2 separate regions of the Homo sapiens genome follow, and region 1 is linked to region 2. A link is a loop called in an ENCODE intact Hi-C map of the cell type or tissue named here. Cell type or tissue: gastrocnemius medialis. All regions are shown on one strand. Each heading gives the region's core, and the rest is flanking DNA. Links, peaks and the distances in the headings are about the cores only.

What was found. Hi-C counts contacts between places; a loop is a spot of excess contacts. Peaks named below come from ENCODE experiments on the same cell type or tissue, not always from the same donor. Only the 100,000 strongest peaks of a DNase experiment are listed, where the experiment ranks them.
Region 1: it touches region 2 in a loop (2.7-fold over the local background); 25 of 110 quality-filtered maps call a loop at or near these places.

Annotation. Positions count from the first base shown.
Region 1 is chr2:136,013,443-136,016,359 of GRCh38, forward strand. No RefSeq gene overlaps it. Among named protein-coding and RNA genes, the nearest start is that of DARS1, 29 kb to the left of the region's middle. In gastrocnemius medialis, for the core only: no CTCF peak of the experiment used is centred there; no DNase peak of the experiment used is centred there; H3K27ac peaks cover 459 bases.
Region 2 is chr2:136,113,681-136,116,590 of GRCh38, forward strand. It overlaps CXCR4 (C-X-C motif chemokine receptor 4), which reads right to left. Exons shown (of 2, transcript NM_003467.3): 2 at 669-2,232. The coding sequence ends at 1,189. Among named protein-coding and RNA genes, the nearest start is that of CXCR4, 3.0 kb to the right of the region's middle. In gastrocnemius medialis, for the core only: no CTCF peak of the experiment used is centred there; DNase peaks (open chromatin) are centred at 1,951 and 2,605; H3K4me3 peaks cover 370 bases; H3K27me3 peaks cover 1,746 bases.

The sequences.
Region 1 (2,917 bases), core at 91-2,590, 100 kb before region 2:
ACATGTCCTATTATACTTCACAATACACCTGCTGGCTTTCTCGGCCCTTCAGGAAATACCTTTGCTTCCTGAAGAATGCAACAAACAACCCAAAACACCACCACAGCCAGCCAGCTGACACCAAACTGTGAACTGTTGTCCCCTCTCTGACAGGGTTAGATACTTGAGTGATTAATATTTGCAGATAGTGCTAAGGCCAAGTTCAAAAAAGAAAGTCATATATATATATATATATATATATATATATATATATATATATACACACACACACACACACATATATATACACATATATATATGTAGAGTCTATGTAGTATGGATTCTTCACTGTATGTATGTATAAATTCTTATATGCATGTATTATATTGGCAAAAAGGAGATCATTACTTTTTTTTTTAAAGTTCCCTAGTGGGATAAAATTAAACCTCACTGATATGAATACTTTTTGCAGTAAACAACAACAAAAACTTCTTTTTACCAAGGTTCCTCTCCTGCCAAGTAGCAGTGATTTACAGACCCAACATGTGAGTGAATGGGAAATACTATATTTCCAGACTTGGGTAATGAATAACCTCTGAGGGCTTGAACTTTTCTCCGTTCCCACAGACTGTATCCACAGAGCGGTGCTCTTGCCTTGAAAGGAAGGATTTGCCCCGGTTTGGAAGGAAGTGGAATAAATAGAACTGGAAATGGCAAGGTCACCTTTAATATCATATGAACTGCCTATTAACAAGCTTCACAATTGCTTTGTTTCTTCCTCCTCCCGTGCTATAAACAGGCTCAGGCAGAGCAAACTCTTGGAGCACACACAGTGTGGGGAGGAAGCTCTCAGAGCAGCAAGGAAGGAGAGGCTGCAGGCTCAACAGGGCCCATCAAGCATACCAGGGTTACAATTGTGTTATGGTGTGGTGGCCAGGAGGGAAAAATGCTTGTTTTTCAAGGAAGGAACTATATTGTCCCAAATTCCTGTGTATAAAATATAGGACAAACAAGTTACAGTGGGAATATTTAATTGGAGCATGTGGAATAGATGGAATAATTGCCTTTCACTTGGCTTTTCCCTGCTCTAAGTAGTATCACATGGTGGTTACATAAAGACAAAAAAGTTATTTTAAGAACCCTTCTCCTTAGGACCCTGTTTAGTTGGTATTCCAAACACACAGAGCAAGCTCTTCACTGGCATTCTGCTTGACAGATTTTTCTTTCTTTCCAGGCTCCTTCAGGCACATTCTGTTGGGCTTCCCTCTACCTCCCCACTCTGCTGCTTCCCCGCTCTTTTTGAATTTCTCCCTGTTGAGGAGAGGGAAGACCAGCTAGGAGGTATGGAAAAGGCACTCACGAGGTTTGGAGGACAAAGGGTTAGGCAACAGGCAGGTCTGGAATTTCAGTGCCCTGGCTTTCAGGAATTCTTAGATAGTCCAATATATAAATCATCTTGGAAGATCTTTTGGGAGCAGCACTGTCATTAAAAAACAAACAAATAAAAAACACCAGGCTGGGCCTGGTGGCTCACACCTGTAACCTCAGCACTTTGGGAGGCCAAGGTGGGAGGATTGTGAGAGCCCCAGAGTTGGAGACCAGTCTAGGCAATAAGGCAAGACCCGTCTCTACAAAAAATAAAAATTAGCTTGGCATGGTGGCACATACCTGTGGTCCCAGCTACTCAGGAGGTGGAGGCAGGAGGATTGCTTGAGCCCAGGAGGTTGAGGCTGCAGTGAGCCATGTTCACACCACTGCACTCCAGCCTGGGTGACAGAGCAAGAGCCTGACTCAAAAAAAAAAAGAAAAAGCTCCGTCTCTACTAAAAACACAAAAAGTAACTGGGCTTGGTGGTACACACCTGTAATCCCAGCTACTCAGAAGGCTGAGGCATGAGAATCACTTGAGCCTGGGAGGCGGAGGTTGCAGTGAGCCAAGATTGCACCACTGCACGCCAGCCTGGCCAACACAATGACTCTGTCTCAAAAAAAAAAAAAAAAAAGCATCACTAAGCTTCGAGTCAAAGAGAAATAATCTCATATGGCTTAAGTGCGGATAATCAAAGGTAACATAAACCAAACAAAACTGAGTTGGTATTTGTGAATTGTTATTTATCCTTCTCTATGGATTCTGCACATTCAGTCAAGGTGTTTAGGAAAACCTCCTCCCTACCATTTTGAAAGTGTCATAGAGCTATGAACTGTTGTAATTTCAAAAGTGCAATTAAAAAGGTGTAAGAAAGATACAGTGAGTCTCTAAGGGGTAGAAAGAAAACCCTAAAGGGTAGTTTCTATCAAATATAAATTTTGGCTACTTCTTTACAATTCTAGGATGATGTGAGTTCTCATCATTGCAGATAATGGGTCAGAGCTGAGCTGTTGTGGGAACTGCTAGATGGAGCTAGAGTTGTCATGTGGCCAACTATTTTGATCTGTGGCTAACATGTAATATCAGGAGATTCTGATCTCTGTCTGGTAGATGTGTTAAATTAAGTGTCTGGGGAGTAGACATTGAGGCATCAGTCTAGAAATTCAAACAGATGTGCTCTACTAAAATGCTATGCTAGAATGAACCTGACCAAGCTAATCATCCTCTAAAGTGCACTACAATAGACAGAAGACATTTTCTCCTGGACTGTACAAGGGATAGGGTCGGGGAGGATGAGCTCTTTCCTTTGTCCTCTGACCACCTAGAACAGCATAGCTAATTTGCTTTGTCTAGCAATAAGAAATCTCACAATATATTTAGCAGCAAGGTTGAGTACACACATGTGCACACATACATGCACTCACATTCATTTCATACCTTAACATTTTTTTTCACCTTTTAAAAAATATGAAAGCAGAGGATCTGGATTGAGAAACTTGCCATGCTTTTCTCTCAGATGTTCTCTTTTCTCTGAAGACAGCAGGACCTCATCCAAAGGTATCAGCTATGC
Region 2 (2,910 bases), core at 411-2,910:
TTCTTTATTAGCAGTTCAGTTGACTTATGCCCAGGTGTTCTGAAGGGCAATAGTAGGTAAGAGTTAAGAGCAAGAGCTGGAACAATAAACAGAATTAGTTCTTGGCTTTGCCCCCTTGAAAGTGCAATGTATGGAAAGTCTCTGAATCTCAGTTCTCTTGTCTGTGAAAAGGGAGTGATGGTTATCTACACTGAGGATACTGGATGAGGAAAGCACACACCGTCTGGCATTGCACAGACCTGGGTTTCACAAGTGGATGGTGGAGTAAAATCCAAACACGACTGCATACCTTTTCTTCTTTATACATGCTTATCCTCTGAAAGATGACCTTTCATACAAATAGGTGCTGGCTGGCCATTTCTAAACTTCCATTTGAATTTAAAGTGGTGAAGGCTTCAGATTCGTTAAGTCATGTTACCTGGTTTAAAATACAGGATTTGATACTTACTACATGCCTTTAACCAAGTTACTTAGGCTTTCTGTGCCTCCGTTTCCTCTTCTATAAAATGTAATTAGTAACAGAAGCAGAATCTATCAGAGTTGTGATAAGGGGTAAGTAAAATATTACAATGAAATACCTAGGATAGTGCTTTGCATACCATAAATGTATTACTTTTGTCTTCTACTAGCCAAAAGAATGTCAACAGAAATCAGAACATAACACTAAGTAAGTTTAACATGTACTTTTATTAACAACTTAATACAAGACTGTACACTGTAGGTGCTGAAATCAACCCACTCCTGAAAACTGAAAAACCAGCATTTCTATACCACTTTGGGCTTTGGTTATAAGTGCCATCTTCTACAGCAAAATCACGTCTTAAGAACAGGAAAAACGTTCCACGGGAATGGAGAGATTATCTATGCATAAACAGCTGGGGATCATTTCTAGCTTTACGTGATTCACTACACGCTCTGGAATGTTCAGTTCCCTTTTCTACAGTCCTACCACGAGACATACAGCAACTAAGAACTTGGCCACAGGTCCTGCCTAGACACACATCAATATGAAACAAAAAAAATTTATATAAATAAGTCAATTAAACTTCACAAAAACTAAAGAAACACAAGACAAAAATCCAACAAGCAATAAAAACTGTACAATATTGGTCAGTCTTTTATATCTGAAAAATGTGTAACTTAAAAAAAAGTTATTTATCGTATAAAAAAAAGTCTTTTACATCTGTGTTAGCTGGAGTGAAAACTTGAAGACTCAGACTCAGTGGAAACAGATGAATGTCCACCTCGCTTTCCTTTGGAGAGGATCTTGAGGCTGGACCCTCTGCTCACAGAGGTGAGTGCGTGCTGGGCAGAGGTTTTAAATTTGGCTCCAAGGAAAGCATAGAGGATGGGGTTCAGACAACAGTGGAAGAAAGCTAGGGCCTCGGTGATGGAAATCCACTTGTGCACAGTGTTCTCAAACTCACACCCTTGCTTGATGATTTCCAGGAGGATGAAGGAGTCGATGCTGATCCCAATGTAGTAAGGCAGCCAACAGGCGAAGAAAGCCAGGATGAGGATGACTGTGGTCTTGAGGGCCTTGCGCTTCTGGTGGCCCTTGGAGTGTGACAGCTTGGAGATGATAATGCAATAGCAGGACAGGATGACAATACCAGGCAGGATAAGGCCAACCATGATGTGCTGAAACTGGAACACAACCACCCACAAGTCATTGGGGTAGAAGCGGTCACAGATATATCTGTCATCTGCCTCACTGACGTTGGCAAAGATGAAGTCGGGAATAGTCAGCAGGAGGGCAGGGATCCAGACGCCAACATAGACCACCTTTTCAGCCAACAGCTTCCTTGGCCTCTGACTGTTGGTGGCGTGGACGATGGCCAGGTAGCGGTCCAGACTGATGAAGGCCAGGATGAGGACACTGCTGTAGAGGTTGACTGTGTAGATGACATGGACTGCCTTGCATAGGAAGTTCCCAAAGTACCAGTTTGCCACGGCATCAACTGCCCAGAAGGGAAGCGTGATGACAAAGAGGAGGTCGGCCACTGACAGGTGCAGCCTGTACTTGTCCGTCATGCTTCTCAGTTTCTTCTGGTAACCCATGACCAGGATGACCAATCCATTGCCCACAATGCCAGTTAAGAAGATGATGGAGTAGATGGTGGGCAGGAAGATTTTATTGAAATTAGCATTTTCTTCACGGAAACAGGGTTCCTTCATGGAGTCATAGTCCCCTGAGCCCATTTCCTCGGTGTAGTTATCTGAAGTGTATATCTGCAAAAGAGGCAAAGGAATGGACATTCACTTCCAATTCAGCAAGCATTAACCCAGTTAAAAAAAATTTTTAAAGCAATTTAAAAAACCAATTCAGGCTTGCTTTCTTCAGGAAATTCTGAAGTAGTGGGCTAAGGGCACAAGAGAATTAATGTAGAATCCTACAACTCTCCTCCCCATCTTTTCCCATAGTGACTTCATTATATCCTTCTTTGGTAGAACCAATTACAAAATTCTTTGTTTAGAACAAAAGGGCACTGAGACGCTGAGGGTTTCAAAGTCACATCTTGGCTAACTCCTCTGCCCCGCCCACTAGAGGGAAGAAAAAAAACCTTCCTTAGGAGGAAAAAAAAAATACACACAAAGAGGCCACTCCCAGGCGGCGTGGGGGGTGGGGTGGGTGCTGCTAGGAGGGGCAGTGATTAACTTTTTGTAAGAAGTTTTTCGCCCAGGGAGGGAAGAGGGGAGAAGGGAGGATCACGGGGGGAGGGCGGGGGCGTTGCAAAGACTCATTCTCCTAAAGCGCAAAAACTTAATTTTCCCACGCCTGCCTAAATACAAACCATTCTGGGCTTCAAGCAACTTGTAGTGGGTAAAGAGAATGCGGTCTTAAAACGAAGGCCCTTCGGTGCTTGGGGTATATTGGGCGGGAGTGTCAGAAAATGAACAAACGGCACC